Linked DNA regions of Mus musculus: region 1 is linked to region 2. Evidence: chromatin loops called from intact Hi-C (ENCODE). Cell type or tissue: heart. All regions are shown on one strand. Each heading gives the region's core, and the rest is flanking DNA. Links, peaks and the distances in the headings are about the cores only. Region 1 overlaps Pcnx2 (pecanex homolog 2). Region 2 overlaps Disc1 (disrupted in schizophrenia 1).

The links. A loop is a pair of places that touch in the nucleus more often than their neighbours do. Peaks named below come from ENCODE experiments on the same cell type or tissue, not always from the same donor. Only the 100,000 strongest peaks of a DNase experiment are listed, where the experiment ranks them.
Region 1: it touches region 2 in a loop (7-fold over the local background); 10 of 42 quality-filtered maps call a loop at or near these places.

What each region holds. Positions count from the first base shown.
Region 1 is chr8:125,865,443-125,876,159 of GRCm38, reverse strand. It overlaps Pcnx2 (pecanex homolog 2), which reads left to right. Exons shown (of 34, transcript NM_175561.4): 8 at 840-933; 9 at 10,102-10,237. Among named protein-coding and RNA genes, the nearest start is that of Gm46061, 19 kb to the right of the region's middle. In heart, for the core only: no CTCF peak of the experiment used is centred there; no DNase peak of the experiment used is centred there; H3K4me3 peaks cover 656 bases; H3K27ac peaks cover 3,397 bases.
Region 2 is chr8:125,122,651-125,133,367 of GRCm38, reverse strand. It overlaps Disc1 (disrupted in schizophrenia 1), which reads right to left. Exons shown (of 13, transcript NM_174854.2): 4 at 8,728-8,875; 5 at 1,185-1,305. Among named protein-coding and RNA genes, the nearest start is that of Disc1, 74 kb to the right of the region's middle. In heart, for the core only: a CTCF peak has its summit at 4,879 (motif pointing left); no DNase peak of the experiment used is centred there; H3K27ac peaks cover 1,363 bases.

The DNA.
Region 1 (10,717 bases), core at 3,003-8,002, 740 kb before region 2:
TCCATCATGGAGTTAATTGTGTTTCCTAGGCCCCGGGGGAAGGTGACCCTTGAGACTAGGAAATTGCATTAGAACAGGGGCTGATTTTCATACCTCAGTATCTCAGACCCTCCAGCAGAGCTAATGTAGCCTTGCACATTAGCGCCCTTCCTTTTCCTCCTTACCAGCCTGACACCCAGTCAAGACCACACTCGCTCACCTTCTTTGAGGCAGCCTGGACTCTGGCCTCCAGCTAAACTACATTCCTAGTGAGCCTCTTTTTGTTAGGTTAGATTCCCAGAACCTCTTAACCAAACCTATAATCCAAGAGTTTAAATTAGCAGGAGGGTTGGGAGTTCAAGGCCAGCCTGAGCTACCTGAGAAAATACTAGTTTTAATAGCCCATGCCTGAAATCCTAGCAGAAGGCTGAGGCAGGAGGATTAATAGTTGCAGGACAGCTTGGACACCAAAGGGAGAGGAAAAAAAAAAAAAAAAAAACAAAACTAAGGAAAAGCAGGGGAAAAAAAAAAAACTGTGGATTGAGGATCTAACAGAACAATACCGGTAATTAGGTAAATAGGTTAACCGCGGTGAGGTAACGCGTGGTCACCTAACGCGTGGTCACCGTGGGGATCACCAGGTAAACAAGTAGATTATTTTGTCCTAGTGACTTGCTTTAAATGCCATTCTCCTTTGCTAAATAAAGTTCTGCTTCAAGTGTCAGACAGAACAAAACAAACCCAATCACTCTACAAACAGCCTGACCCTGACGGGGCTGCCTTCAACTTGAAGACAGTAGAAACGAGCCTGTGCTTCACAGATGGGTGATACTGTCTGCTCAACTCTCGTGATTTCGCAGGGGAAGTCAGATCCTGTTACTTAAAGTCTGGAAATCAGAAAGAAGGCTCCTCTCAGCATCCACCCTTGAACCCCGACTGTGTGTCTCATGCCAGGTGAGTGGGCTTTGCCTCCAGGTCTGGGATCCACAGGCTCCCCCTGAGGAGAGTGCGGAGCTTGGGGTAGAGAAAAGGCGTTTATTTGTAGCGGTCAGGATAGAGTTTTGTGTGAAATGAAAATATGACATTATAGAAAACCCAGCAGAATCATTTTTTGTGGCCGTGGCCTTGGCAGAAGATGAACAGGATGACAGGGAGGGGACCTGTATGAGGGAACATGAGCCCAGCGGCTTGAGAACTCAGCTTTCCAGAGGTAGGTGTAGTGTCTGCCCCCAAGGCACACTGGAAATGTGGGTGCTTCTGGTTTGCAGGCTGCGCTACAGGTAGCTGAACTAGGCGTCTTTTCTGTTTCATTGAAACTGTGTTGAACAGCACCTAGTCCCTAGTTGTGTGAGTTCCACTGGTAATGAACCAGCCTGAATTGCTGAACACCCACCCCAAAGTGCACAAGGCTAGCTTAGCTGTTCAGCTCAGCTCGCCAGCTGTGAAGTAGGTCTGAGGTTCCCTGGACTTAGAGACTCTGTATGGCCGGCATCTGAATGAGTGAGCCTCCGTTGCTTGCTGTAAATGTGGAGGTAAATTTGTTATGTGGAGTGTGTTTGAAGAATTACAGGGACTACTGTGGCGTAATTGGCATGTCGTGGGCTACCCACATGGAGACTATAAATGGTGTTTTAAGAACCTGGGGGTGTGACTCCACCGGTAAGACTGAGTTGAAGCCCTCCATTTATCTTCAGTGCTGCATAAACAGAGCATGCTGTGATCCTGTAATCCTATAATCCTAGCCCTTGGGGGGTAGTAGAGGCGAGAGGATCTGAAGTCCAAGGCTACCCTTAGCTGCAGAGAAATGCTGAAGACAGCCTGAGCTACATGAGACCTGGTCTCAAACAAAACAAGATCTAACTCCTGTGGTCTCGGCTTCTGGAGTCCTGAGATATTTTTTTTTCCACAGGTGTGTTGGGATTTTCAGGGAGCCTAAAAGAAAGGACACTATTTTCCTTGTCATGTAGCCACCTCTGAAATGTTCTCTGGTTGATGTTATGACCCTATCACCAATCCTCACCTGGTCGAAAATGTCAGTGCCTGGAGGTCTTTCCTCCCCGCCGCCCCATCCTTCCCACTCTACTCAAACCCAGTCTGTCCTGCAGAGACAGTCTGTGTTTACCTCCTCCCGTCTCATGTGCATGTGCACCAATCAGAGTGGGCTTCCCCAGCCAGAGACAAGCAAGCAGACACTCAAAAGGAAAGGTGTGCATCCACCACTCAACTCGAGTTAGTGCATGCCATGACTGCAGTTTATGAGTGTCATCTAGGACAGCGGCTTTCTCAGACGATGCCTTCAATGGCAGGAGGACACAGACCTGGAACTGCCACATCCTCCTCCCAGAGGCAGGGTGGTATATTCTTCTGCTAAATTCAGAACAAATGGAAGCCTCTTATTTTATCCCATAGTAAAGTCATGAGCTTTGCTTTTGTTTGTTTCCTCTGAATAAATATACTCTACTTTCTTTACACACACACATGCACACACACATGTATTCACACGTGAATGAAGACATACATGTGTACACACATGCACACACAAGCACATATACATATGCATGCATGCATACTCACATGAATGCACATACATGCACACATGTGTGTATACACACATGTAAACACATGAATGCACACATGTGTACACACATGCACACATATGCACACATGCATGCAAACACACTCTTGTACAGCATTCAGGACAGTGCTCTCTGTGGAGGTCACTCCACGGTGTCAGGTTTCTTCTGCCTAGAAAAGAAGGACAAAGTTATGCTTACCTTTCCTGGCAGTCAACCCTTGGCATTTCCTGGCATCTGGCCAGGAGGAAGCCCGTTCTCAGCAGGTGCACTGTACCTGATTGTGAAGTGGGCATCTAAGAGCATGGTGTCCCCCTAGCAGCCTGTGATCCAACACCTTGGCACCTAAGGCAGCTTTGGCGTGTGTACTTCTGTCACTTCTGTCTCTAGCTCTTAAGGCTGTTAAGTTCTGAAGCCTCCCACCCACAGCAAATGCAGATATTGACTTTGAGATTGGAAGGGAGCCTGGTTAGGACTCCATGAGCACACCATAGAAGGTACTGGAAGAAAAACAGCTCTTTCCCTCTAAGGTGGCCTCAGTGGCTGGGAGTACCTCCAACTAGCTTGTAAAACTGCTGGATCCCATTACTGGCTGGAAGGTGACTCTCTCAGCCATTGTGAGGCCTGGTCTTCACGTAACTGTTTTATGTCCCAGATGCTCTGCTCTGAATGGGGACTTGTGAACCATGTAACTTCCGTGTCTCTTTGGGAATTCCTGGAGGAAGCTGAGAGAGGAAGTTCATTTCCCTTCCTGGCTCCCTCAAACACTGTGAGACCAGCCCCCCTCCCCCCCACCACCACCACCGCAGAGGCTCACAGAGCACCCTGAGTCACACGCTAGCTGTTCTTCAAGCAGGCGCCTCTGGGAAGGATATCTGACTGCTCTGCTCTCCCCAGAAACCTGAATCACAGCATCTCCGGGGGCTGCTGGGAAATCCTGCCTGACAGTAAATCCGCTTTGTGTTTAACTGACCAGAACACAGGACTGATTTACTAGTTCAGAGCCCAAAGTGAGCTGATCTGCCTGAAAACTGATCTGGACGCAGGTCATCAGCCCAGGAAATGGAAGAAGTTGCCTGAAAGGCTAACAAATCTTCAGGGTTGAAATGATTCTCACTGCACGTCAGACATCCACTACTCCTTTATAGGCTTTGTAACTAAAATTTCACTCTCCACCCCATGCATGAGTGTATGTGTGTGCACACGTGTGCGCGTGCATGTGTGTGGTGTGTGTGTGTGTGTGTGTACACATGCACACATGTGCATGTGCAGTGCATATATAGGCCAGAAGGGAACTTTAAATCTCACTTGAGACAGAGTTTCTCATTGGCCTGGAGTTCTCCTAGCAGGCCAGGCTGGTGATGAGCCCCAGGAACACACGCCTGTCTCTGTCTCCTGAGTGTTGGGATTACAAGCTCACCTCAACAAACTTCACTGTGTGGGTTCTGGGATCAGAACCCGGGTCCCCAAACTTGCAGGGCAGGCACTTCATCGGCTGAGCCTTTGCTTGGTTTTTGCTTGGTTTTGTTTGGTTTTTGAGACATGCAGCCCAGGATGGTCTTGAACTTTGATTCTCCCTGCCTCTGTTTCCAGTTTCTGGGCTGACTGCCATGCACCACTAAGCTAGAGTGAGAGCTTCTGCTCTTCGTCCCATGAAAATTTGTCTACAAATGTTCTCCTTTGACAGACCCAAACCTTGAAGTTAACACTGCTCCCACATCACCTCTCATGGGCCATCCACCTTGTATTTCCTTTTTTGAGACCTGAGCCTCACCAAGTAGGCTGGGCTTCCCGGCCAGTGTGTGCCACCGATCCACCTCCCTCTGCCTCCTGAGTGCTGACACACCACTCCTGACTTTTGTATGTGGGTTCTGGGCCTCACACTCAGGGTCTTGTGTGTGTGTGGCAAGCGCTGTATCGACTGAGCCGTCTCCTCAGACCGTAGCTGCACCTGGCTTCCGAAGATGGGAAGCAGACAGAGACATTCCAGAAATAATCACCCGTTTTTTTGTTTTTGTTTTTGTTTTTGTTTTTTTGTTTTTGTTTTTTGTTTTTTTTTTGTTTTTTGTTTTTTGTTTTTTTTTTTTTTGTTTTGTTTTTTTTGCTTTATTCCAAGGAAGTGAAGACCTTGAGTTTGGAAAGACAGGGGTGGGGACAGCTGTGGTGAGACTGATGGGTGCTCAGAACAGGGAGATGTGGGGCTCCTCAGTGAACCCCACCAGCTGCCCTTTTGACAGCTCTCTTTGAGGATATTTATCCTCAAGCAAAGAGCGGTGTCACTGTTGGTTTGAAGATAAGTGTTTGCTGCATCAGGGTTAGAGACTTGGAAATTCTTGCCGGCTTTGATCACACAGAGGGGGGTGGGGGTGGGGGGATGGTCCCGGAGCAGGCCTTCCTGTGGTTTCTCCCACACCCTCTCTGAGGTGTGGTTTCTCAGTCTTTGTTGATCTCTCCTCGTCCTGGACTGGTCCTCATCCCGGGGTCTCACTCAGACACGTGGTTAAGAGGTGCTATTTCTCTCCAGGCCCCAGAGTTCCAGGAATAAAATTCCAAGCGGAAGCTGAGGCTTTGTGGCTGCACACACCCCCGGCTGCCACATGAGGGCACTCTCCATCCACTTGATTTCCCTCTGCAGCCTCTCAGAGGCTTCCCTTTATTTGTGCTGTCTTATGAAAGGGGAGTTGATCCCACATCAAAGCCCTCTCCCTGTTAGAAACCTCCCTCCCATCCCCCATCAGGCTGATGTCCTTTAGTGTCCTCTACAGCCAGTGAGCCTGTTACACTAACTTCTGTCCTAAGGCATCCCTCCCCACCCCCTTCCCACCCATCCCACAGTTGAGTCGGGAGCCTTGGGAAGGACAGGCAGAAAAGATAAGGTCTCCAGGGGGGCAGAAAACACTTGTTTTACAATCTGGTGAGGATAAGGAATTTCCGGCGATACTTTCTCTGTCACTGGGAGAAAGCAGCACTGGCCTTGGATTGTTCTTGCAGCTTCCCCAGATGGGTAGGACAACGTTAGGAACACAGGGACTCTAACCACTTTCCGTTTACCCCAGACCCAGCCCTGTCCCACCCAGCCCAGCAGAGATGCCAATTTGGAACAGAGCCTCATACTGTGTAACCCAGATTAGCCTCAGACTTCCAGCTATCCCCCTGCCTTAGTCACCCAAATGCTGGAATTCCAGGTTGGAGCCACCAGGGCCCAGCTCAGCTTCAGCCTCTTTGTTCCCTTCCGGGGCTGGTTCGTTCTTGTCACCCCTACACCACCAACCTCCCCCCTCATGTTTCTCTGAGTGCTCCAGCCTCTGCTTTGACCCTGAGGAGAACTAGTTGACCTGAGACCAACCCAGCCTCAGGCTGATGGAGACCTGGTGGTGTCACTGAGAAGGTCATTCCAGAGAGTGGGCTCTCTCCATCCCTCAGATGTTTCAGAGGAGGTGGGAACGTCCCTTGACATCCCTAATAAACAGTCCTGGAATAAATGTTTATTAATGCAGCAGAGAGCACTGGTCTCATGATCCTTTAATGCTGTAGCCGCCACAGCCTAGAGGAAGAGGATAGGCCCTGGAGGAGCAGCTCCATTTGAGGTACAGTCTTGCTAATCACAGGCTTGTCCCTCCAGGCTGCCCAGGAGCCAGCAGAGGTGACAGTGTGTGCTTGTGATAAGGGCCCAGCCACATCTAGTGAAAATAGTTCCTTGAGAGGGAAGCTGATCTGTTGTTTGAGTCTTTGTTAGATAATGATGAATGAATGCTGGACCTTCTTCACCATTGCAGTCGGAGCCAAGGCATTATCTATGGGAAGGCTGGCAGCCATCTTGCTACCTAACAGGGAGACTCAGGCCAAGTTCCTCATCAAGACGCAACAGCGAGACCAGAACCTCTTACTTACTTGTGCCTGACGTAGAGGCTCCATCAGGACGTTCTGTTCAGTCCGTTCTAGTTCCTACACCCCTAGGAAGGAAACGCCTGTCTCTCTCTCTCTCGGGCATAGAACCAAGGTGGCCAAGCCATGTGCTTTAAGCCGAGGCAGTCAGCAGTACAGCACTGGTTTGGATCCATTCCTGTTTATGACATAGTATTTTGCAATTAGAAGCATGCTTGCTAATGTGCAGGAACCGAGCCCAGAAGTAGTCCCTCCTTAGAGTACCACATCTTGGCAGGAAGCATCAGCAGGTGTGTATCTAGAAGAGCTGTTTCTAGCACCTTCTGTAGCAGTCAGCAGTAGAAGATCCATATACCTCTAGCTCCCCCATGTGTGGTGTGGTCCCCTTTCCTGCCCGTATGTCAGCCTGACCTCTCTCACCTGAAACGTAGCCTAGTTAGTTTCTTGGCTTCCATGCAGTTCTCACACAGCAAACTTCCGAGTCTCTGTCCTATCCAATCAAGGAGCCCCCATTTTGATCTTATCTCACTACAAGGTTCCAGAGCAGCGTCACTCAGTGCTGTCCATGTAAACAGAGTCGAAGTGAAAAGCTGTCCTGATAAATCCGGCGGGCCACTCCATCAGTGGGAGGTGTGGTGAGCTGATCAGCAGGGAGAGCGCTCACAAGGGAGCAGACATTCCGGAGAACATAGTGTGCTAGTGAGCCGTTCTCACGGCTGTGACCAAGAACCTGACAGCAGAGAGTTGACAGGGGGAGGATTGATTCCACCTCGTGGTATCAGAGGGAACCACCGTCCATCATGTTAGGGTAGACAATACAGAAGCGTTCTTCACTTTCTAGTAGGCCAGGAAACAGACTGAATGGCGAGCAGGCCTGGACTATAACCTTCACATTCCACCACCCCCAGGGTCTCACTTCCTCCAGCAAAGGCTCCACCTCCCAAAGGTTTCACAGCCCCTCAAAAACAGCGCCACCAGGTGGAGAGCGAGTGTCCAAACACATGAGTCTTTGAGGGGCCTATTTGAGTTCCAGACTGTAAGAAACGGGTCAGCACACTCTGCTCTGGCAGATGAACTGAGTTTCATCCCCAAACCATGAATGCAGGTTTGGAGTTTGGGGGTTCTGTCATATCTTCTTATCCTGTCTGAGTTTCATTCCCAGATCAGAAACACGGGTTCAGAGTTTTGGGGTTCTGTCACATTCTCTTACCCGGTCTGCACCTGGCATGGTTCTTTGTAAGAAAGGCTTCATTGAATCATCTCTAGTCACAAATTCCGTCATACAAGAATAGAAGATTCGTGTGTGTGTGTTTGTGACAGAGAGACAGAGAGAGGAATGGAGAGAGGGAGAGAGGGAGAGGGAGAGAGGGAAACTAAATGAACACAGAAGTCAGGAGATGAGAAGGGAAGGGTCGTGGGAGTATAGTGAGCAGTAGAGGTTAGAGGTCAGTACACATTGCTGACACACCGCTTCCCTCTATCAACACAATCTGCACTGCAGGCTACCGAAGTCTCAACTCAGAACGAAACACGTTGTCTTGGAAAGTAAGGCATTTTGGCTGGGGAGATGGCTAGCCCATAACCACCAGCCGCACAGTCTGAATCCTGCCCCTAAATTCACATAGAAAAGCTGGGCATAGTGACAGCACTGGGGACGGTAGAGCATGGGGCTGGCCAGCCAGCTAGCCTAGATGGACTGCCAAGTTTCAGGTCAAAAGTGAGGGACCTTGTCTCAAAAAGTATGTCGGAAAGGGGCCGGCAAGATGGCTGACAGAGCTCATCATGCAGTTGGAGGCTTGAGTCCTCTCCCTGCAACTCTCAGAAATACAGAAGGCAAATGTGGGGTTCCTCCACTAATAAAATAATGAAGGTGGGTGTCACCTGAAGACGAACACCCAGGGTTGACCTCTGCTTCCACATGAATGCACACACGTGTGAATAAGTGTGAGAGCATGCACACACACACACACACACACCTCACACACAGGAGACAAGTTGCTTCTGAGTTTGCTGGGTCCCTTGTGAGTTAATCCAGAGGCTCAGTGCTCTCTATGTTCAAGGACCTAGCGGGTCCCTCGGCTCTGTGTTCCTCTGATCTGTATCTCACGGGGGCAAAGTGGCTGCTAGTAACTAAAGGTGCTTTAGTCATTATCATCTAAAAGCCAGAGAAAGTCAGCCCATTGCTTTTATTTTATTTTATAAGAATTAGAAAAGCTTGTTCATAAACTTCCCTGTCCCTAGGTGACTCCTTAGAACTTTGTTTTATATCCAGTCCAAGCCAAGTACTGGCTGGACGAATGGATGATGGGACCAGTCTTTTTACTAGGGCCAAGGATGGATAGAGTCTCTCTCGCATCCCTGACACACCTGGGTTAGCATGCAGTCTTAGCTGTTTGGGTAAAGTGGGGCTATGTTAGTAGGAGTTCCCTTAGAACAACCCCGAGCTAAGCAGACCAATAGGTGTCTCCTAAGCGTGTAAGCAGCTTGCCGAGAAGCCACATGGAGTGTGCCTGAGTTTTTGCTTTCTGAGCTGAAGCAAGGACTGAGGCCTGAAGTGAAGATGGCTCATCCAGTCAGAGCACTTACAGCTCTTGCCAAGGATCCGCGTACAGTTCCTGGCATCCATATCAGACCGTCCACAACTGCCTGTAGCTCCGGGGGATCAGCCATCCTCTTCTGGCCTCACTGGGTACTGCACACACACAGTGCTTGTGCACATAAACAGGCACATGAGTATACACACACACACACACACATATGCATACATACATACATGCATACACGCACATATAAATAATAATTACTTTAAAAGCTAAAAGAGCCAGTACTGCAGTTATTCAAAGAGCTGCATTAAGTCTCGTCAACCCATGTATGATTTAAGACAGACACTTAAGCTGTTTGACAAAGGCCACTTTTCCAAGGACCGTGTCTGGCTACCAGAAGCATCTTCTTGTATGTAAGTGTGCTCTCTTGCTTTAGGGTGTTTGGGGTGATGCCGACAGAGTGCTGGGGTTCGGGATCCAGCAGAATGACGTAATTCCTTTTCCCATTACTGTGATCAAACCCCAGCAAAGGCAACTGGAGGAAGGAAGGGGTTTCCCTGGCTCACAGGTTGAGGGTGAGCTCCATCATGGTAAGGTGGGTGTGGCTGGGAAGCAGAGAGTGTTATGGTCATCCCACCTCTTTATTTATTTAGTCCAAGGCGTTAAGGATCACACACTGTTCCGGGCAGGTCTGCCTGCCTCCATCACCCCAATCTGGAAACTTCCTCTCCGACCTCCCGAGAGGCTTGTCTCTTAGGCAGTTCTGTAACCTGCCAAATTCGCAATTAATGTCATCATTACACGGGTTCTCATTCCTGCTTCTTCTGGTTGGGGCCTGCGAACTTCCAAGTCTACCCGTAGTGGTCGCTGTAGTCACATTAGTGTACAGAAAATCAGAGCTGAGCACCACCTGTGTCTGGGCCGAGGGCTGTAGGCTTTGCACCTGTAACCTGCCTCACACCTCACACGCAGAATGGTAAACTCTTTATTGAGACATAAGGATCAGGACCCAGTCCATCCCTTCCTGTGCCGCACATCCCTGTCTCCTTGGGTTTCTGTGTAATAAATAGATGTGTTCTAATGCAAGCTGGTCAACACAGGGCTATCTTCCCTGTTCTCAGAGGGATTCTTCTCAGCTCCTCCAGCAGCACCGCTACAGGAAGTCCAGATCCATCCTCAGGGGACCCTGCAGTCAGCGCCCTTCAACAGCAGCTGTTACTCATGGTAGCTCGGAGGACGCAGTCAGAAACACCACGGGTATGTGTGTGCCAGTGTTGCTGTTCGTGGTTGTTGTAGAAGCCCTGGATCTTCTCAATAATGTGTGTGCGTGCGTGGATGTGTGTGTATGTGCGTGTGTGCATGTATGTGTGTAAGTGTGAGTTTATGTGTGTGTGGTGCATGCATGCACAGGCACAGGCATGCACATACATGTTCATATCAGTGGATGTATATGTGGATGCAGGTACACATGTACATGTATGTATGCAAGTACACACGTGTGTTTGGAGTCTGGAGGACAGTCTCAGGTGTCTACTTGGAGTTCTACTGTATCCCCTGCCCAGCAGCTCCTGAATATTGTTCTAAGGGCAGGATGGTTTTCCTTTTCTATGCCTTGTGTGTGCATCAGCATTTTATGTGCAGGATAACTTCCTGGTCCTTGAGCTAAGTTAACAAGTTCTGCCAAGAAGGTGAGAGCCTGCTCTCGCCCAGGGCTCTGCAAGGGTCTATAAACCAGCG
Region 2 (10,717 bases), core at 2,523-7,522:
AATATTACAGTATCTCTCTTCCATGACTGTCTCATGCAGCAAACACAATGCCCTCCACATTCACCCACACTGTGCCCGGTAGTACAGTGCCTTTTGTAAGCCTAGTCACAGACCACAAAGTGCATCCACAACACACTTTGCTTGTCTATCCAGCCATGGCCTCTTGGGCTGTCATCAGTTATAGTGACTAGATGTCTTGTCTAGACAGCACTTTCTTTTCAGGTGTGTATCAACGATGAGCGGGACTGGGTGCTGGGTATGAAGAACTCCATTTTCAAATGTTTGAGGAACTGCAAGACTGTTTTCCATGACAACAAAACATCTCATTCTTCTATTAATTTTTTTTCCACTTTCATGGGAGTGTGGTGTGTCTATGTCCGCAGGCACGTGAGAGCACGTGGGAGCACGTGGGTATGTGTGCACGTGGAGGCCCAAAGTTGATGTTAAGAATCACACTGGATGGATTTTCCACTCTGTCCATTTAGGCTCTTCCCATGAATCCCTGGTGCTGCTGCCTGGTGCTTCACAGACTCCCAGTTCCTGCTCCAGGCTGCAGGCTCAGCAGTCCCAGCCCCCTACCCCCAACCCCGACCCCTGGCTGCTTCTCAGTCCCTGCCCGGGGTCTACTTAGAAAACTTCCAGACCCCTTTCCTGCCTCTGCTCTCTCACCTTGGAGCCTCATTTAGAGTTCTAACCCTGGGCACTTCCTGGCCAGATGTCACCACTGCTGTGAGCCAAGCATGGCCTCCACATATCTGCTGGTCATTACAGATGCAGCCTCACACCCGGGCTAGACTCAAAACCATGTCTCTTCACAGTGGTTTCCCAGAGTCCACCATGGTAGGGATTCCCACAAAGCATTCCTAGCACACCAGCGGCCACAGAGATTCCCAGACACACCAGCGGCCACAGAGATTCCCAGACACACCAGCGGCCACAGAGATTCCCAGACACACCAGCGGCCACAGAGATTCCCAGACACACCAGCGGCCACAGAGAGCAGAACCAAAGATCCTGACTCCCATCTATGCAACTGCAACCCAGTCCTGTGCAAAGGAGTGGCCGCTCTACCGCCTCCGCTTTGAGTCCTTGCACTGCAGTGAAGCAGAGGCCCCCTCACTGCATCTGACTTACATGGGTAAGAGAGGGCCCACTCCCTTTCTGGAAGATTCTATTCCACTCACCTGCAATCGCTGTTTCTCTCGAATAAGCCAGTCCCTCCTGGTGATGGATGCAGGCAGGCTATCCTGGGCGGTAGTCCTCAGCTGTCCTTCAAGTGGGGCTTCTGGATCATCGCTGCCGGCCCTTCAAGTAACAGACATGCATTGGTACAGGTGTGGAGAAACAGATGAGCTCAGGTCGACATGTACTTAGAGACTGCACAAAGCTTGTCTCATCCGGGTGCTCACAGGGATGGAGCCCCTAATGTACATTTCTGTTTCAACTAGGATCTGTTGGGGCTTTTTTTTTTCCTCCATCCAAGTTGCATCTATCAAGCCTGTATTTCCATATGCCCTAGCCCATAGCCACCCTGGCTATGAACACCTGACACATAGTCAGTCCAAACTAAACTATACTGGAAGCATAAAATACAATCTAATTTAGAAACCCCACATGGGGCCAGGGAAAGTGGTCGCCTGGCATGAATGAAGCCCTGGGTTCCCCTCCTCTTTCTCCTTGTTCACCCCCTTCAGCCACATCCCACCCTCCTCCATGGGAAAGTCCTCTGCAGGGCTCTTCCCAGGAAGGCACAGGCAGAACACAGTTCACAGAGGTCAAGGCTACCGTAAGAACTTAGCTTTGCCCTTCTCTGTCTTTGAACTAATCCAACCCTCTGAACCTCACAGCCTCCTCACACTGGACTGCCTGGGGAAGGCACCCTGTCCTTGGGTGGTTGCCAGAGACCTCCAACGTCCTATCACAGGCACCAGTAAAGTGAACGTTGAACCTGTGTGGTGGGCGCAGTCCTACACAGGATAAACATGGATATGAAGACTGCAACACAGTGAGCCTCTTCTGTGTGACATGATCCTAAGACACCCCGTCTTCCAGCAGAAAGAGAGCAGAGGTTTCCTCCGGGCTCCAAGCTGCCACGGGCTCTTCAGACTTGACTGTGAGTGTCAGAGGAAGACAGAGCTCCTCTTGTGCTGATGTCCCCAGTGAGTCAGGACTCAGCAAATACCTGCTGGATGGCTTAATGAACCCACAGCCTTAAAACTGGGAAGTCATCCCATCCCGTCTCCTGCTGTAGTAGCTCATTTCTTCCCTTCAGTTATTTCTCAGCTTGCCTGGCGTATGCTGGTATGAGTGTTCCTCAAATTCCTTGAACTGATGCCATCTGGGTTGAGGTGGGAGCTGTTGTAGGAAGTCAGCGCAGAACTGAAATACCAGCTGCGGAGGGAAGCTACGGGAGCATAGCTGGGGACTGCATGGCACCTAACTCCACCCATCACCTAACCCACAAGAGAAGCCCTGTACTCCAAACAACATTCCTGTCTGTCTCTCGTGCTCCTACCCCTGGGACAGAAGTGATCCACGGAGAGCCAGGGGTGGCCTCAGAACGCATCTCTCAGCTATGAAGCATGGATACATTTCCATCTTCCGTGTCTGGTCCCCAAAGTCTCCCTCTGCTACCCAGCCTTTCCTTTATGTTTCAGGGATGTTAATGCTTGATGCTGGTGGGAACCCGGGGGCCTGAGATCTAAGCTTCCACTCTCAGACTTGGGTCTCCACTAGGACCTGCCCAGTTGTGCAAAAACTTGAATCTTTCTATCTGGTTTCTGTCCCATCAATCGCTGAAGGGATGAGACCTATCTGTAAAATCCGATAGCGAGACTCAGAGAAAAGTACGGCAGAGAAATGAACGGGCAATGTCTTTACATAATCCCTGATAATAACATCTGCCGATTCTCCCTCTCGTGCCCTGTGTGCCCATTCCAATCCAAGGGTCGCTGTGCCCTGCAACACTGCAGTCTGCCTCAGCGTCTGCCAGAAATCAAAGAATTGTATGCTCAAGAGAGAGGAGAGGAAAGGCCGGTGCATGCCACCCACACTTGCTCCTGAGGTCCTGTCCCAGGGGAGCAGACGAGCCACACTGATGCATCTTGGCAGTGCCAGTGTCCTGTCTCAGTGGGTAGAGAGAGCCTTCCTGTGCTTTGTTTCTTATCTTTGTCAGATGCTGCTCCTCTCAGAAGGGTCGCTGATAAGAGATATTCTGCATGCGTATACACTCTCGAACACACACACGCACAAGCACACACAAGTGCACACACATGCACATGCACGCGCACACACATGCACACACAAGTGCAGCTAGGTGACAAGAGTAACCAGTGTGGTGTCCATATTATTGAGGAGCCAGAGAGAAGTCACATGGTATGCAGTGGGGGGGGGGGGGGGGAACAAGGTATCAATGAGATGAGATTACCAGTCAACTGCTTGCTACAGCTGCCAAAAGCTTTTGAGAAGAGGACATTTTCCTTCAACTGAGTGTTGACCTTCTAACCCTGGTGTGTCAAAGAGGTTGAATCAGAAATGAGAGGTGACAAGAACAGGCCTAGAAGTCCTTCCCCCTAAGTCTGTGGGATAGGTGCCTACGCCAGCCGTTGCACATGCAGAGCCCCCACCACCACCATGGGCTGCTGCCCTCAGCCCCTCCTGCCCTCCCCATGGTCAGAGTGAGGGGTGGACATACTTCCTTCCCACTGATTGGATCAAAGAGGAAGCAGTCGGACCTGCTACCACCATCAGAAGTCAGAGAGCCCCGGCACCTCAAGAGTTGGGGGTTGTTTTTCCAGGGTATATAGCTGTCCAGTTTGGGTTCTCCTGATAGCTGGGCCTGAGGCAAGGATCTCAGTAGCTTGTGTTTAGAGAAGCAACCAAAGACACTAGAGAATAGGATAGCAGCGTAACGATCCACAGCAGACAGACGAGGCTAAGAATCTGACCTATTGTTGACATGGCATGGTGACAGGACCATGCGGGGGTAAACGTGGAAATGCCCCCGTGTCTGTGACATCCACTCAGGACATTGTAACAAAGGGGGAAAGTGCATTGCCAGGCTGGAAAACAGCAGTTCTCAAACTTCCTAACGCTGCGACCCTGTAATACAGCTCCTCGCACTGTGGCAAGCCCCGACCAAAACATTACTTTCCTTGCTACTTCATGACTGTAATTCTTCTACTTTATGAACAGTAATGTAAATATCTGATAAGTGACTTCTGTGAAAGGTTCAGCCAACCCAAAGAAGTCATGACAAGTTGATAATCACTGTTGTAAAAGCTAAAAACCACCTTGTGCCACCTTGCACAGAGGAGCGGCATTTACCTCACCCAGAGACCAGTCCCCTTACTGAGCAACAGAGATTTCCACCTGAGAGACAGTGGGAGGACCTGATTCAACTGTCAGAGCTACTCAGTGACCCTCCAACCCTAGTGACCTCAGTGCTGATATAAACAGTTCTCGGGGTGGGTAGTTAAGCTTACTTGAGAATTTGAGCAGTAATTTTAAAACCAAGAGACAATAAAAATAAGTAGATGGTAAAGTCTGAGGTTACTTTCATAACCCGAGAAGCTGAGAGACCTCCTCCTCCCATGGCCAGATTGACAGGGAGGCTCAAAATCTGAGGGTCTCAAGAGACACCCTGGCAGTTTGAATACAGGAACATGCATTGCTTTCATCAGATTCTCAAAGAAACACTTGATCCTAGAAAGATAAAAAGAAACTTGTTTGAGTTACTAATCTGTGTTGAAAGCTGGCCATGTTGACAAAACTATTTTATTTCTGCAGGAAAAGTCCCCAGCATTTAGAACAGCCTTCTTCCGGGGTCTCGGGGCTGAGCCCCGAAGAAGTTTGTGTCCAGGGACCCCTGGTGGTCATCATGAGGACTGCAGGAACTTCTGTCCTGAGGGTCCAGCTGACCCTGGTGAGTACAGGCAAACTTAGGCCACAGAGAAGCTGGCACAAGCAAAGGCTGACTTTAATAATTAGCAGCTATGTAGCCGTGCCCACGTGCTCTGTAAGAATGTGATAATGACGCAGATGTCAAGTCATTTCTAGCTATCATAATAACAGGACAGGTAAGCTTGACAAAAGAAAAACCAAGAATAAAAAATAACTAAAGGGATAAAAACCCAGCCTCTATCCCTGGGTTGTAGCATCAGAAGGAAGCCTGGCTGAAGGGAGGTTCTCCCTCCAGCTCCCCCAACCCTGTGTTCACACATATGTTTGTGAACTGGTACAAACGTGTATACATATGTAACTCCCGCACCAAGTCAGTTGGAGGGGTACACGGTGCAGTCCTCCTCTGGGGACAGTTGTCCTTCACAATGAGGGATATTCAAGGCAGTAGATCAAAGGCTTGGGACAGAGACAGTCACCCAGGATACTCCAGGAAGAGTCCGTGAGATGTGACCGACAGGCAGAGGGTTGGCACGGGGCTGGCTTTACTGTCTTGGAGGATGAGCAACCATTAGTGACTGCAACGGGATTCTCGGGAGATTGGAGAATTGTGCAACATTCTGCTGTGTGGGTAGCTGGTGCTGGTGCTGACTAGTCAGAGGTCAGCGCTGGTAAGGCTGGGGTCATAGAGGCTTTGAAGGTCACACAGAGAGTGAGGTCATCCTGAAAGCCCAGTAGCCACTGCTTCCTGCAGGGTCCTCCTGACTGCTTTGGGGGAAATGGATGATATACCAGAGTGGAGTTAGAGAAGCCAGCAAGGTGAGAGGCTGCTGCAGTGCGAGCAGAGGAAGCCTCCAGTGGCTGGAGGCTGGAAAGGTGACAGAGAATGACAGAAAGATGACAGAGATGACCAGAGCTAGCAACCCATGAGTTAGAGGGTAGGAGGATGGAGTCCTGGGGTGTTCCTGAGGTGCCTGGAGGTAGAAACCATGAGACAGGGAGCCCGGGAGAAGAGGAGGAGGAGGCATGAGGACAGGGATAATAGGTTTAGCAGGGCTCCTTTTTAAAGATGGTGGGTCTGGGAAGATAGCTCGGAGGATAAAGTGCTTACTGCACAAGCATGGGGATCCAACTTCAAACCCCAGAACCCACACAAAAGACAGGCCGGCTAGAGGGCCTTGTAATCCCTGCCCTCAGAAGACGAAGATAGGGTGATCCCCAGGTGATTTGGCTGGCTAGACTAACAAAAACCAGTGAGATCCAGGTTTAGCAAAAGGCCGCACCTCAATAAGGTAGAGAGCAATCAAGGAGGACACTCTGTTAACTTTGGGCCTCTGTATGCACAAACACACACACACACACACACACACACACACACACACACACATGTATATGCATGCACATGGCTAAACACACATACATGCACACACACGTACACATGCATACACACACGTGTACACGTGCATGCACACACGTACATACACACATGTACATACACATACACCATGCACATGCACACGCACATATGGAAATGCATATATATATGCACACATACACAGGCAAAATAAAATTTAGAGCAGTTTCTTTGGCAGGGTTTTCTAGAGGAACAGAACCAAAAGAATGCATGTATTGTAAGAAGGAATTAGATTGGCTTACACGCTAGGCACTGGCTAATCCAACTATGCTGCCTGCATGCTGCAGGGGCAGAGAACACAGTCACGGCTCAGCCCATGAAGCTGGACAACTCAGCAGTATTAAACCAGAGCTGGAAGCCCAGAAGCTCCCTGGAGAGCTGTGGGTATTGCATCCATGTCAAAAGGCCAAAGAAGCTAGAGCCCAAAGTCAGCAGAACTGCCGCCCGGCACATGCACAGAAAGCTGGGGAAGGCACATGATCTTTGTCCTCAGCCTTCTTTCTTCTCCCAATCACTGTCATTCCAAGTGTCAATCAGCTCTGGAAATGCCTCCACAGACCCCTGAATGTGTCTCACCAGTCCAAGACATCTCTTAATGCAGTCGAGTTGACAGGCAAGACCAACCATCACCAATAATAAGTTTACTAAGGCAAGGATGAAACCACAGTACCTCTGTATTGGTAAAAAGATGAATTTAATACATGCACTACTGACCACAGGAAGCCTGGGGTCAGCACTCTACAGAGAGGTCAGTGCTGGGGAGGAGCCCTCAGAGGGCTGGGATTCCTACAAGGTGAACCGGATTCGTGTATCTGAGACACACCAGAAAGAATGCAGGATCCTGCAGAGGTAGGGATGTCAAGGTGAGAATACAAGGAGAGAGAGACGAGATCTCAGATGCAACAAGGATGGACAGTGACACCAGGGACAGAGCCGTGAGTAGAGATCTAAGAACTGAGGAGACTAGAAGCCTGGACATGGTGCTTACAGTAAGAGGAGCAAGAGTTTAACAGAAAGCCACTGCTGACCTGTTGGGGGATGGGTAGCAGCAGAAGTAGGGGCCAATTAGAGTGGAATTGAAAAACCTCTTATGGAGAAAACAAAGCAAGAAGGCTGATAAAGCTAATGCCCATATTAGTGTAACAGCAAAAATCCCTGCACTTGGTAAACTGAGGCAGGAGGATTGTAAATTCAAGGCTAGCTTGGGCTTGTGGCTTTGTCTCACAAAAGAAGGAGAAGGAGGAAGAGGGGAAGGGGAAGGGGAAGGGGAAGGGGAAGGGGAAGGGGAAGGGGAAGGGGAAGGGGAAGGGGAAGAAGAAGAAGAAGAAGAAGAAGAAGAAGAAGAAGAAGAAGAAGAAGAAGAAGAAGAAGAAGAAGAAGAAGAAGAAGAAGAAGAAGAAGAAGAAGAAGAAGAAAGAGGAGACTTACTTAGGAAACACTTAGTAACTACCCTGCAAGTATTTGTGATACAGAAACTTGATACATTGGAAGAGCAGCTGGAGTCTAGGACAAGAAACAAACCAAGAAGAAGAGAAGAGACAGCTAGGAAGGCCTCCAGCTAGGAAGGCCTCCATGTGAGGCAGGAAGGGGGACTGAGAGGATGATTCCCATCAGATAAGATAACAGAAGTGTGGAGATGGGGCTCCTCCCTGTGAGGACAGCGTGTGAGTTTACTCAACACGCATATATCTCTACAGAAGGACACAGTGAGACTGCATGCTCCGTCACTCGCTACCCCTAAAAGAGAAAGTTGGCCTCCTTGTCAAAACCGGTACCAGGGAGACACAAAGATAAAAGATAAAATGTGCAATGCCATGGGCACCTAGCAGGAACGGGCCATGCAATCCTGTGATTGCTGAGGTAAATTGGCAGTGGGAAGCAAGATGCAGTTGCCGTGACTGCATCTGAGCCTACATATGTAGATGCCTACCTAAATCCTGATTGTGCTCACAACAGCAAAAAGTGAAAACACAAAAACAACAACAACAACAACAACAACAAAAGTACCTATTCCCTCTCGGGCTTTATTTGGCCAGGGGATAGGGGACACAGAGCAATGAGTCTCAGAATATTCAGATGTACCCAGCTTTAGACCCATGTCAAACCGTCTGACTCAGCTAATTTGGGGCTCAGACTTCAGAGTTCCTCCAGATGATACCAGATGGTAGCCAGGGCAGAGGACCTCTGTGTTTGTCCTCTGCCCTGTGCTTGTCTAGTCTTTCCCATCACTTTGATGGGCTTCTTTCTCAAGAAGGAGGACTCAACTAGGCCTCCCTCTAAATGGACCTATCTTCTCCAACATCCAAAGAATTCCCCCCAGGAAAAATCACCCCAGGACCTCCCAGCTCTTGACTGCATGGCAGTGGGGAAGAGGAAGCCAAGCACGGACTGTGGTGGCATCCACGGGTACTCACCTTTGGGTGGCTCCATGCAAGGCCACCTGTATCTGTGCTGCCAGGTAACCCAAGAAGCTGCGAAGAGCAGGTTGCTGTGAAGGCAGAGCCCAGGACAGGCGGCCTTTCTCCTGTTCCAGTTCTTCCAACCTCTGTCTCAATGTCTCTGCTGGAAACCCAAAGAGGTAAAAGCAGGAGAAAGACCATGAAATTCAGCACGATAATCCCACATCTCTTCTCAACCCAAGCCCAGCTGCATCTGGACCACTCAAGGCTGAGGGCTATTTCCCACCCCTGTCTGTTTCTCCTCCAGAGCTCCAGAGACCTTTCCATCACCGCCTCCTCCTCCCAGCTGGCAGGGCTGTAGGTTACCAGCCTCTGTGGTCACAACTCTGCCCCACACCCAGAAAGGACAACTGATGTTACTTTTTTAAATCATGATGATCATTTGGGAGAAAATTGTCAAATTTGGGGGATTCTAAAAGAGCAGGTTATTGATTGGTTGGTTGGCTAGCTGGTTTTTCAGAAAGGGTTTCTTTGTAGTCCAGGACAACCTGGGACTCTCTGAGAAGCTAAGAATAACATTAAACCTCAAGTCCTCCTGCCTCCATCCCCCAAGTTATAGAATTATAGGAATGCACCACTATATTCAGTTTATACAGTGCTAGGGATCAAACCCAAGGTTTCAAGCACTCTAGGGACTGAGCTACATCCCTAGCACTTTGGAGAAGTTGATGCTCATAAGACAATTCTTTTTTAACAGCACAAAATGTTAAATTTAAAGAAATAAATAAAAACTGCTTATCAAGTTGTAGCCAATCACAGGCCTTGAAAGCACAGAACCCCCTCTGTCACACAGTAAGTCGTATGGTTATTCTAATGCCCTCGGGTCATCTTGGACAATTTATAAGTGTGGATCACTATAAAACCACTTTTTAAAAAAACCCCACAGATATTGGAATCCATTCTAGTGAGAAATAACCTTCATGATCAAATCCTAAAAAAATGCGAAGTTTCCTATAAAGTCATCTTTGAGCCAGGAGTGATTGTTTACCACTCTTAGGAGGCTAAGACAGGAGACTCCTGAGTTCAAGAGTAGCCTTGGGTATATAGCCAGAGCCTCTTTCAAAAAAATAACAAATAAAATAAATAAAGCTATATTTAAAGAAAAGACTGAGCTAAACTCCCATCCTTGGATCACCAGGGTGGCACAGCAGACAAAGGAGCTCGCCACCAAGCCTGAAAGCCTGAGTTCAACGCCCAGAGCCCATGCGGTGGAAGAAGAGAACCAACTCCCACAAGTTAGATGTGCAAAATAAATAAAATAATGGGGCTGGGCATAACGGGGCAGAGGTAAGTGGATCTCTGTGAGTGTGAGACCCTTCCAATCTAACATAGAAAGTTCCAGGCCAGACAAAACTATGTAGTGAAACCTGTCTCTAAACATATGAATGATGGATGGGATAATTAAATGAATGGTGTAAGTCCCACCCTTCGAGGCTCACATCCCTGTGTCCTTGTCAGGTGCTGTTCTGTGACCTTGAATCTCTCTACTGGATTGTCGCAGAAAGATAAGATCTCAGACGGTCAGCACTGGCCATCTTTGCTGGGGCCTGCTCCAGTGTCCTGTGCATGCATCGCTTGCTATGATATGATAAGAACATTCTACAGGCTTTCCCTAGTTCACTGTAGTTCCCGAGATGCCCCTACATATCCCAAGGGCCCTACAGACTATTCCCATGGAGTCCATTCTACATTAATAGTTTCTAGCCTTTCTTCACAGATCAAGTTAACACTAGTCACAATGTAAGATACAACACTTCTCCCACACTGGTAGTCACAATGTAGCAGATACAGCCCCTCTCTCACACTGGTAGTCACAATGTAGCAGGTATAGCCCTTCTCCCATACTGGTAGTCACAATGTAGCAGATACAGCCCCTCTCTCACACTGGTAGTCACAATGTAGCAGATACAGTCCCTCTCACACTGGTAGTCACAATGTAGCAGAT